3 separate regions of the Homo sapiens genome follow, and regions 2 and 3 are each linked to region 1. The links are chromatin contacts, found by Hi-C or POLR2A ChIA-PET in ENCODE. All regions are on one chromosome and are shown on one strand. Each heading gives the region's core, a stretch centred on a gene start or an enhancer-like site at or near the end of the contact. The rest is flanking DNA. Distances are from core to core; before and after follow the strand shown. Region 1 holds the start of EEF2KMT (eukaryotic elongation factor 2 lysine methyltransferase). Region 2 overlaps SEC14L5 (SEC14 like lipid binding 5). Region 3 holds the start of LINC02164 (long intergenic non-protein coding RNA 2164).

Region 1 (3,747 bases), core at 670-3,169:
TACATTATCCTCTTACAGGGGCCTCAAGCCCAGCAGCGAGCCTTGGCTCCCGAGTTAGGCAGACTGTCTCGGCTGGTATGTGACACAGGGCAAGGCACTTCATTGCTTCAGAGCTCCCTCCATGCCATAAAAGGCCCTACAAGACCTGGTCCTAATCCCTCTCTCTGGCCTGTTCTCCCTCACCCCTGGCCCACCCTGCTCACTCCACTCCAGCCACACTGGCTGCCTTGGTGTTGTTCCTCAACCACAGCTGGCTTGTTTCCACCACAGGGCCTTTGCATATCCTGTTCCCCAAGCCCTTCCCATGGCTGGCTGCTTCACCACTCAGGCCCCAGTTCAAATGCCACCTCTTTGGGGAAGGCTTCCCTGATTCCCTGACTTTGGTGACTCTTCTTCCCAGTTCCCGCATTCACTATTTCCCTGTTTTATTGGCTTTAAAGCCACTGTCATCTGGTCTTTTCTTGTTTATTTATTTGTTTATTCTCTGGCTCTCCCATGCAAGCAGAGCCTCATCTGTCATGGGTACTGCTGATCCATGGTGCCTGGCTCACAGAAGGCATTTATTAAACATTTTGAGACTGAATAAAAACACTAGCTAACACCAACATGTATTTACCATGAGCCAGGCACTGATCCACAGGCTTTTGTACTCAACCCTGACAACAACCCTAAGAGGTAGGTATCATTATATCCCCCATTTTATTAATAAGAAAACAGCACAGAGAGATGCAGTCACTTGCCCAAGGTCACACAGGGCCAGGGGCTGGGCCAGGATTCGAAGCAGACAGGCTGTCTCCTGGGTCTGAACTCTCAACTACTGCACCCTAATCAAACAATCCCTCTGGTCAAATGTGAGTGGTAATAATAGTACCCACCTCGTGGGTGTTGAGGGTGAGCCCAAGTTAGCATTCAGCGTGGGCATGTGAACAATTACAGTCAATACTGAATGGAGACCTATGATGCTTTTATGAAGGTTTCTATTTTGGGTTAAAAATGCACGAATTTCTCTTGACCAGAAATGATCTCTGAGTGCAAATATTTTATGTCAATGGAATAACGCAAATGATTAAGCAACACCCCATAAAATGGGGCAGACCCAGGGAGGAATATATATCCAAACTCACTCATCCCAGTGAGCTCACCGCACATGAATTACAAATGAGGCCGGGTGCATTAAGCCCCTCTGCTGGCAGAAGGGAGGCTGCTGCCTGCCATGGGCCTGTGCTGAGAATGGCAGGTCCCCAGGGCGAGGAGAGGCCACCCCCTTCTCTGTCTCTTCCATCACAGGCGTGACAGCCTCAGAGCATGAGCCGATTCTGTGCAGTGCTCAACATACAGATGAGAATACTGAGGCACGAGGGACAGCCTGTGACCCGGTCACCGCGCTCAGGAGGACGTGGTTACCTGCGGTCCTGACGGCGCTGACTTTTTAGAATGGGCGAGGGCAGCTGTGTCCCAGTGACCAGAACGATTACTGCCTTTAAAAAGTCGTGAAAATGATCGTGAACTGTACCCCACACCGAGCGCGCGTCTGCCCCCCAAGGCTGTGGAGACGCCCCCAGCTTCCCCCGCCAGCTCGCGGGGCAGGAGGGGTGCGAGCGACTCTGGCCAGGCCCCAGGGACGGGGACCGGGTCGCGCGGCCCTGACCGGCGGGAGCCCAGGAACTCACGTGGCGGGAGCGCCAGGGGCTTCAGCACGGAGACCCGTCCCGTCTGCCCCTGGACTCCCGCGAGCCCCGCGGGCCTCTCCGCTCGCCCCGCCGCCCACCTGCCAGGGGAAGGAGCGCAGTGTGCGTGCCGCCAGGAAGCGGCGCTCGAAACTCTGCAGCAAGAGTTCGGTCCCCGCGTTCTCCTCGGGCGCCATGACGTGGGCGGGGCCGCAGCGTTGCCGGCAGACCGGGCGGAAGCCCGGCCTGGACTGAAGAGGGGGCGGGCCCAGGGCAGTGAGCGGGGGCAGAGAGGGGGCGGGGCCCGGGGGTCCCCCGGGGGTCAGGAGGAACGTCGTGGGGGCGGACTCTAGGGCGGGGCCAGGATGATTGTTATGAGGGCGGGGCCTGGGGTGGGGCCAGGATAAGCGTCGTTGGGGCAGGTCCTGGGTAGGGGGCAGGTCCTGGGTAGAGTCCAGGTTGGCGGGTCCTGGGGCGGGGCCAGGATAGGGCGATCCTGGAAGCTGGGCTTCAGAAGCGTCCAGGTTGGTGGCGTCCTGGAGGCGGGGCCTTGCGTGGGGGCAGGATAAGAGTCCTGGAGGCGGGCATTAGGGCAGGGATAAACGCCATTGGGTTCAGGAGGCGAGACTCGGAGCAGAGCCCAGGAGACAGGTCTTAGGGCGGCGCTAAGGCCAGACCCAGAGAAGAGCTCAGGAGGCGGGGCCGGGGCGGGGCGTTGACTATGTCGTAGCACATGGCCAGGCGGTGCTCGGACTCTGGGAGGCGGAGCTTAGGACGGGCCGACGTGGGGAGGGGCCCAGGGTCCGGGAGGCGGGGCCGAGTCCGGGCTGCGGGCTGCGCTCAGGAGGCGGGCCCTGGGAGGCGGAGCTTAGGGAGGGGCCGGTGTCGGGAGGGACCCAGGGACTGGGAGGCCGGTCGGGGCTGGGCTCAGGGGCCGAGACCTAGCTGGGCTTGGGGCGGGGCCGAGACGGAGCGAGGGGTCCAGGGCGTGGGAAACGGGGAGGGGTTTGAGGAGGGGATCGGAATGTGGCTCAAGTTCGGGAGGCGTTACCTGTGGAGGGTTTGAGGCAGGCCCAGCAGCGAGGCCACGGTCTGCCGACGCGGGGCCAGGGGCGGGCCCCAGGATCCGGAGCTTAGGGCGGGGCCGAGTCCGGGTTTGGGGACCGGGAGGCGGGGCCGGTTAGGGCGAGGGTCCCTGGGATCGTCGGGTCAGGCCTTGGGCCAACGTAGGCACTCTCGCAGTTCCTCCGCCTTCAGGAAGGTCTTTTTGGCAGGGGCCCTACGGGTGCGCGCTTCGGTCCTGGAGGCCTTATCCAAGCCTCCTCTCCATCAGCGCCACCCGTCTGGGGTCCGAAAGGAGGGAGCTTTCCCTCTGTCCCCCAGCCTTTGGACTGTCACCAAACAAGCCATTCGTTCACCAAATACTTATTAAGCGCCTACCAGGTACCTGACAAGGGAGATGTAACGGTGAGAAAAACTAGGTGTGGTCCAGGCCCTCCAGGGGCTCAGGGGCTCGTGGAAGAAGTGGACATTGAAGTATTTATCACACAAATGAGTATAAAAGTACAATAGCGATATCTGCCACGAAGGCGAGCAGACAGAGCTAGCGGGGCTTGCAGGAGGAGTTTTGATCTTGCAGGGACAGGAAGGAGGAGTTAGCTCCTGCGGGGTGGGATTGGGGGTGGTGGTGATATAGACGTGGGGACAGAGTGGAAAACAACAAAAATATAATTAATTTAGTTCAAAGTTATTGTGTCTTGAGTTGAAAGGCAGGGCAGTTAGCAACACAGTTCAGATTTCAGTACTGCCCCTGAAATCTGAACTGTGTTCAAAGTCTAAAACGTTTACCTTAGCAAATCCCTCATAAAACTCCATTTGGAAGAGTCCCGAGAGCTAATTTGTAAAGTATACTTGCAGAAGGTAGATGAGGAGACAGATTAAATCTTATTACCTCTTTCAGATGAGAGGCTCTTGAGCCCTGCTCAGCTATGAGAATAAGAGGGGAATTAATTCTAATAGAATACACTTGTTCTCGCATAGCTGTTGTTCCCCACCAGAACCAAATGAGCTCAAGATCTGA
Region 2 (3,630 bases), core at 778-3,277, 120 kb before region 1:
CTGGGATTACAGGTGTGTGCCACCATGCCTGGCTAATTTTTGTATTTTTAGTAAATATGGGGTTTCACCATGTTGGCCAGGCTGGTCTCAAACTCCTGACCTCAAGTAATCCGCCCACCTCAGCCTCCCAAAGTCCTGGGATTAGAGGTGTGAGCTACCGCGCCCAGCTTGCGTCCTCATATCTTAGCTCTCACTTATAAGTGAGAACATATGATATTTGGTTTTCCATTCCTGAGTTACTTCATTTAGAATAATGACCTCCAGCTCCATCCAAGTTGCTGCAAAAGACATTATTTTGTCACGCCTGTAATCCTAGCACTTTGGGAGGCGGAGGTGGGCGGATCACAAGGTCAGGAGATCAAGACCATCCTGGCTAACACGGTGAAACCCCGTCTCCACTAAAAGTACAAAAAAATTAGCTGGGCATGGTGGTGGGCGCCTGTAGTCCCAGCTACTTGGGAGGCTGAGGCAGAAGAATGGCGTGAACCCGGGAGGCAGAGCTTGCAGTGAGTCGAGATCATGCCACTGCACTCCAGCCCGGGTGACAGAGCGAAACTCCATCTCAAAAAAAAAAAAAAAAAAAAGACATTATTTTGTTCCTTTTTATGGCTGAGTAGTATTCCGTGGTGTATATATACCACGTTTCTAAAATCCACTTATTGGTTGATGGGCGTTTGGGTTGGCTCCATATTTTTGCAATTGTGAATTGTGCTGCTATAAACATACATGTGTATGTGTCTTTTTCACATAATGACTTCTTTTCCTTTGGGTAGATACCCATATTTCAATTTTTTAAAAAAGAGTTGGAGGAGGTGAGTAGATTGATATCACATCTGTGCTGAGGTCCCCTAGACTTGCAGGGGGAAGGAAAGGGGTTGATAGGGAGACTCCTGAAGAGTATGACAGGCGATGGGGGCACCTTACTCAGTGGCTGCGTAGTGGCCAGGCCCCCAAATCAGGCCTGCAGAATAGAAAAGGGAAGGGAGAGCATTGGGCTGGAAGATGTTGGTGCAGCTTGGATATTCTTTCTGCATTCTTACTGGACGTTTTGGCGTAAGTGGCATTCCAGCTTCCTTTGAATTTGGATGAGGAAGAACAGGAAGGAAGGAAGGAGGGGAGGAGGGATCATCTGTCAAGTGATTAGCAGAAATAGCTTTTTGTACTTTACAGAATCTCACTCATTTTTAAAATTTAAATTTACTTAAATGGTGATGTAGAATGAACCATGTGCCAGGCACTGCTCTAAGCACATTGCATGAGCTGACTCCTTTATTCTTCTGACAAGTAGCAAGGTAGCTACTTTTCTTACTTCCCCTTTTACACACAAAGGAATTAAGGAACTGAGAGCTTGATGATTTTTTCACACAGCTGATGAGAGGCAGAGCAGAGATCCCAACCCAGGCCCCAGAGCCCACTCTCTTAAGGGCGGTGCTATGCTGTTGTTCATTCATTCATCCTGTAAATGTCTATTGAGTGTGGACTATGTGCTAGGCATTTTGCAAAGCACTGCAAATTCAGGGATATCAGCGGCTGATGACCCTATTTCAGTAGTTGTGATGTATGAAGCAATAAAATAGGCCCACCTGAGTGCTAGTTGGGAGGTTCTATGATTATTGCACTTTACAAATGAAAGAGGGGTTACCCAGCCTGGAATTGGGCAAGTCTGGGTGGGAATTCAGGGCTATTTAGCTCCAGCCTCCCATCTCCAGATGCTAATTGTGTCAATATGGATTTTCCAGGATGGGGACCCGTAAGAGGCAGCCCTGCTTGGTCCCTGCCTGCCCCACTGTGGCCCTGCAGCTGTGGGCTCTGGGCTTTGGACCATCTCCTTTTCTGAGCAGGCAGGCTTGGATGTCCTCTCCAGCCACCTGGCAGAAGGGCTGTAACTGAATCCTTCTGTGGCCTTGTGTTCCTGAGAGCACCAAACCATGTGTTTGTTTAGCAGGGAGAGGCTCAGGTCTCATTTGTGGGTGGTCAAGCCAACTGTAGGGACAGGAGCCGGCAGCTGAGGCTCTTAGGCAGGGACAAAACTAGTGGTGTGAGCTGGTTTCCAACACAGAAAGGTCCCGTCAGCTGTTTGATCCCGTAGGACCTTGGGAGGTATGAAAGGCACAGGGGCTGGGCCCTGTTTGGTCTCTGCCAGGGCCTCTCCCAGGGCAGGGTGCCTGCGGCCCACAGTTTCTCAAGGTCACAGCAATGTTTAACAAGGAAAGAAAATAAATGTAATTATTCCAGAATACAAAAAGAAACCTGCAGGCCCAGGTGCAGTGGCTCACGCCTGTAATCCCAGCACTTTGGGAGGCTGAGGCAGGCAGATCCCTTGAGGTCAGGAGTTCGAGACCAGCCTGGCCAACATGGTGAAACCCCATCTCTACTAAAAGTACAAAAATTAGTTGGGTGTGGTGGTGGGTGCCTGTAATCCCAGGTACTTGGGAGGCCGAGGCAGGAGAATCGTTTGAACCCAGGAGGCGGAGGCGGCAGTGAGCTGAGATCGTGCCATTGCACTCCAGCCTAGGCGAAAGAGTGAGACTCCGTCTCAAAAAAAAAAAAAAAAAAAAAAAGGAAAAAAAAAGAAAAGAAAAAGAAACCTGCAGAGTTAAAATGAACACATGCTGAATTAAATGCCTACCAAGGGCAACTTCATGCCAGGCTGTCATCTGGACCTCAACTGTGATGAGCTCATGTATATGTAAATCACGGAAAGTGGATGCATTTTAATGTGTGTGATGTGATTGACATGGGTAGAGCCCAGGACCTGTGAAGGCCTCACAACCATCCTGCGAAGAGAGGTGCTCTATAACCTTCCGGGGCTCCCTGGTCCCTTCTAGGTAAGGTCCCTCTCCACTTGGCAGGCGTTTGAATTTTATTCAGCCAGTGTTTTTATTTTATTTATTTATTTATTATTATTATTTTTGAGATGGAGTCTCTGTCGCTCAGGCTGGAGTACAGTGGCATGATCTCGGCTCACTGCCACCTCCTCCTCTCAGGTTCAAGCAATTCTCATGCCTCAGCCTCCCGAGTAGCTGGGATTACAGGTGCGCACCACCACGCCTGGCTAATTTTTTGCATTTTTAGTAGAGACAGGGTTTCACTATGTTGTCCAGGCTTGTCTTGAACTCCTGGCCTCAAGTGATCCACCTGCCTCGGCCTCCCAAAGTGCTGGGAGGATAGGTGTGAGCCACTGTGCACAGCCTTTATTTTATTTTTTAAAGAAACAAGATCTTGGCCGGGCGCGGTGGCTCACGCCTGTAATCCCAGCACTTTGGGAGGGCGAGACGGGCGGATCACGAGGCCCCGAGATCAAAACCATCCCGGCTAAAACGGTGAAACCCCGTCTCTATTAAAAATACAAAAAAAATTTGCCGGGCGTAACGGCGGGCCCCTGTAATCCCAGCTAACTTGGGAGGCTGAGGCAGGAGAATGGCGTGAACCCGGGAGGCGGAGCTTGCAGTGAGCCGAGATCCCGCGACTGAACTCCAGCCTGGGCGACAGAGTCAGACTCCGTCTCAAAAAAAAAAGGAAAAAAAAGAAACAAGATCTTGCTCTGCCACCCAGGCTGGAGTGCAGTGGCATAATCATAGCTCATTGCAGCCTTGACCTTCTATGCTCAAGCGATTCTCCTGCCTCAGC
Region 3 (3,537 bases), core at 963-3,462, 120 kb after region 1:
CAGCGCCAACAGATAGAGACACATTTGCTTTTTTTCTATTTTTGTTCTGTCAGGGTCCTCAACTGATTGGATGGTACCCACTCACACTGAGAGTGGATGTTCCCTCTTTAGTCCACGCAGACTCTCACAGAAATCTCCTCTGGAAACACCTCCAGAGTGCTCATAGGCACACCCCCTAATAACGCTTTCTCTAGGTATTCCTTAATTCAGTCAAATGGACACCTAAAATGAGCCGTTACAAGGTGTCTTCTTTGGGATGCCTCAAGTTACAAGTATAGTCAAAACATTACATTTGAGATCCTTGCATAGAAATATTTTGGAAATATGTTTATTTTCTTGTCTGGACAATTCTATGTTGCTTTAGAGAATGGCCCGCATGGCTTTTAGCTTAGTGATATACAAGATGGGTCATGTTTGCATAGGGGTGAGGTAGTGCCACATTTTAAATTAACTATTGATTAGTGGGATTTGTGTATTGAGGTTAATCAGGTACAACAAGAACAGACAACTTTACTTGGATTCTTTTAAGCTCAAGTACATAAATTTAATGCAGGGTAACTGTATATTAGAAACAACATTTTTTTTTTTGTCTAGAAGTAATCAATGTAGTCTCAAAGCTGACAATAACAAGCAAAATTCAACCTTCTTCTATTTGGGCGAATATGGTTTTTATTTTCTTCTTAGGTTATGGAGCAAAGGGGACATATTTCTCTTTCTTGGAAAAATCTCACTATATATGGTGAGCAACAGCCCATTACCGTGGAAGGGACAAATGCAGTATTTTCCCAACAAGGAGTCACCTTGCATTCCCAGAGATAGCTGGAGCTGAAGTACAAGGATTTGTCAGGGAAGAAATATTGTTGAGCTTCCTACTAATTCAGGAGTGTCTTCAGGTTAAATTGGAAGGTCTTGTGACAAGGCTGAGAAAAATACACCAAGTGAGAGTTTTTGCTGAAAGATTACTGTTTCTTGATGCCAGATGTATGAAGCTATGATTGCATTTATCATGAGTGTGGGACCAAAGACTGAATTTTAACCACAGGGTTGCTTACCTGGCAGTCTCTCAAGAGATCCTGGAGTTCACATCTTTCTGAAATCAAAACAAACAAATAAACAAACAAATAACTCCCCCACCTGTCCTTTTAGAACTTGGAAATGGTTATAGTTCTTCAAGCCTGGACAGAGAAAAACTGAGGAGAGGGCACCTGAGTGATCAAGGTATTTTTTCTCTTGACACTCATGTAGAAGCTTTGGGGCCTGATAACATCAGTCTTTGTGACCTCTTAGAATCCTTTGTGATTTCCTGGATTCTTCAGATTCTGTTTGTTGACCAAGGGGCACGCACCGTGGTCAGGCCAGCACCTCATCTTTTCTGCAAACCACTTTCTCCTATTTTCAGAACAGTATTATTCAGTTTATGTGGTTCAGGGAGGTCACATGACTCAGCCTTGTCCAATCAGAGGACTCAATCCTGCTGGCCACATTGATTGGTCCAGGAATGGATATATCCTAAGAATGGACCAATCACTACTTTCCATGAGTCTTTTCTCAGAGGTTGTGGGAAAGACACTTTCTCCTAAGCTGGTATTGAGGGCTGTGTGTAGTACACAGGCTTGAGACCGTGAACTGCCGTCTTGTGTCCACCTGGATAAAGCTTGTCTGATAATAAAGCAAAGTGGAGCTGAGGGATAAAGAGAGAGACATACAGAGGACCCTGATGACATTATTTGAACCTAGATGCAGCTAAGTCTGAAGCTAGTTGTCCGGAATTGGTGGGTTCTTGGTCTCACTGACTTCAAGAATGAAGCTGCGGACCCTCACGGTGAGTGTCTCAGTTCTTAAAGAGGGCGTGTCCGCAGTTTGTTCCTTCTGATGTTCGGATGCGTTCAGAGTTTCTTCCTCCTGGTGGGCTCGTGGTCTCGCTGGCTTCAGGAGTGAAGCTGCAGACCTTTGTGGTGAGTGTTACAGCTCATAAAGGGAGTGTGGACCTAAAGAGTGAGCAGCAGCAAGATTTATTGCAAAGAGCCAAAGAACAAAGCTGCCACAGCGTGGAAGGGGACCCCAGCAGGTTGCCACTACTGGCTGGGGCAGCCTGCTTTTATTCCCTTATCTGGCCCCACCCACATCCTGCTGATTGGTCCATTTTACAGAGAGCTGATTGGTTGGTTTTACAGACAGCTGATTGGTCTGCTTTGACAGGGTGCTGATTGGTGCGTTTACAATCCTTTAGCTAGACACAAAAGTTCTCCCCCTCCCTACTAGATTAGCTAGATACAGAGGGTGGACACAAAAGTTCTCCACCTCCCCACTAGATTAGCTAGATACAGAGTGTCGACTGGTGCATTCACAAACCCTGAGCTAGACACAGGGTGCTGACTGGTGTGTTTACAAACCTTGAGCTAGATACAGAGTGCTGATTGGTGTATTTACAATCCCTTAGCTAGACATAAAGGTTCTCCAAGTCCCCACCACACTCAGGAGCCCAGCTGGCTTCACCCAGTGGATTCTGCACCGGGGCCGCAGGTGGAGCTGCCTGCTAGTCCTGTGCCGTGCGCCCGCACTCCTCAGCCCTTGGGTGGTCGATGGGACTGGGCGCCATGGAGCAGGGGGCGGCGCTCGTCGGGGAGGCTCCGGCAGCGCAGGAGCCCACGGCGGGGAGGCTCAGGCATGGTGGGCTGCAGGTCCCGAGCCCTTCCCCGCAGGGAGGCAGCTAAGGCCTGGCGAGAAATCCAGCGCACTAGGACCATCCCCTCAAACTTGCGGGGTACATAAGTTGCCAGTATTTTAATGTAAGCTGGTTTGAATTGTGTTTCTGCTGTTTGCAAGTGAACTTATTGGTTAAATCTGGAAAGCTTCAGTGCATTACTCAATCCAGAGAAAGAGGGTGGTTTCAACACATAAGGCAGAAACATGGCATTGAATTGTTTTCATTAAAACAGAAATACCCAATAGCTCCAGTTAGAACATTTCTCAGCAAAACTAAGAGGGTGGTGGAAGGAGTTTGGTGGAAGCCTTAAAAAGCCCTTATCTTATTGAGGAGAGGCAGGCAGAAGAAGAAGGAATGATAACATTTGGTGAAGGCAGGGGTTGGCATCTTGTTTCCATAGAATGATAGAGAAACATATTTATGAATGCTTGGAAAGGGAAAGTCAATTCCTAAAGACAAGAGGGAGCAAACAAAAGCTTGTTCCAACCAGGGAAAAATGAAAATAGGAAATAAAGGAAAATAAATAACAAGCATGAAGCAGTATCAAAGGATCAAAATCAAGCATATCACTTACACTAAGTAGATTGTACTTTTTTTTTTTTTAATTAAAAGACAGTGACTGTCAGTTGGGATTAAAAAAACAAAATCCAAAATCTGGGTTTCAGTGTCATCTGTAAAATGTAGATATAATGACTGTGGTGAGTATCTGTGTGTGCATGTGTACATATGTGTATGAGTTTATGTAGGAGTACACATATACTTAGAAGCACAAATGAGTCATGCTCTATACAACATTGTGCAGCTCCTTTTTTACAGAAGCCACATGTCCT

Evidence for each region. A loop is a pair of places that touch in the nucleus more often than their neighbours do. ChIA-PET counts read pairs that join two places held with the same protein, here RNA polymerase II (POLR2A). Pooled maps may share reads with other maps.
Region 2: a loop to region 1 is called in a pooled map, with 5 times the contacts of the local background. The contact joins the enhancer-like site here to the promoter of EEF2KMT in region 1. A Hi-C loop is called at or near these places in 1 of 168 maps with a recorded cell type or tissue (thyroid gland), 1 of 37 single-sample maps with no recorded cell type and 4 of 50 pooled maps. POLR2A ChIA-PET finds 5 or more read pairs at or near these places in 1 of 52 experiments (WTC11).
Region 3: a loop to region 1 is called in a map with no recorded cell type, with 2.8 times the contacts of the local background. The contact joins the promoter of LINC02164 here to the promoter of EEF2KMT in region 1. A Hi-C loop is called at or near these places in 1 of 168 maps with a recorded cell type or tissue (GM12878), 7 of 37 single-sample maps with no recorded cell type and 3 of 50 pooled maps.

What each region holds. Positions count from the first base shown.
Region 1 is chr16:5,095,876-5,099,622 of GRCh38, forward strand. EEF2KMT (eukaryotic elongation factor 2 lysine methyltransferase) reads right to left here and starts at 1,920. Exons shown (of 8, transcript NM_201400.4): 1 at 1,769-1,920. The coding sequence starts at 1,864. RefSeq lists enhancers at 1-50, 1,539-2,164 and silencers at 1,601-1,760, 1,931-2,060, 2,371-2,910.
Region 2 is chr16:4,974,909-4,978,538 of GRCh38, forward strand. The region is part of intron 2 of SEC14L5 (SEC14 like lipid binding 5); the gene reads left to right. Among named protein-coding and RNA genes, the nearest start is that of SEC14L5, 18 kb to the left of the region's middle. Within about 2 kb of position 2,028, at least 8 of the 41 ENCODE cell types and tissues checked have a DNase peak (open chromatin) inside an H3K27ac peak, as active enhancers do.
Region 3 is chr16:5,219,453-5,222,989 of GRCh38, forward strand. LINC02164 (long intergenic non-protein coding RNA 2164) reads right to left here and starts at 2,213. Exons shown (of 3, transcript XR_933033.2): 1 at 1,053-2,213. All of the region lies in intron 1 of LOC105371067 (a long non-coding RNA gene), which reads left to right.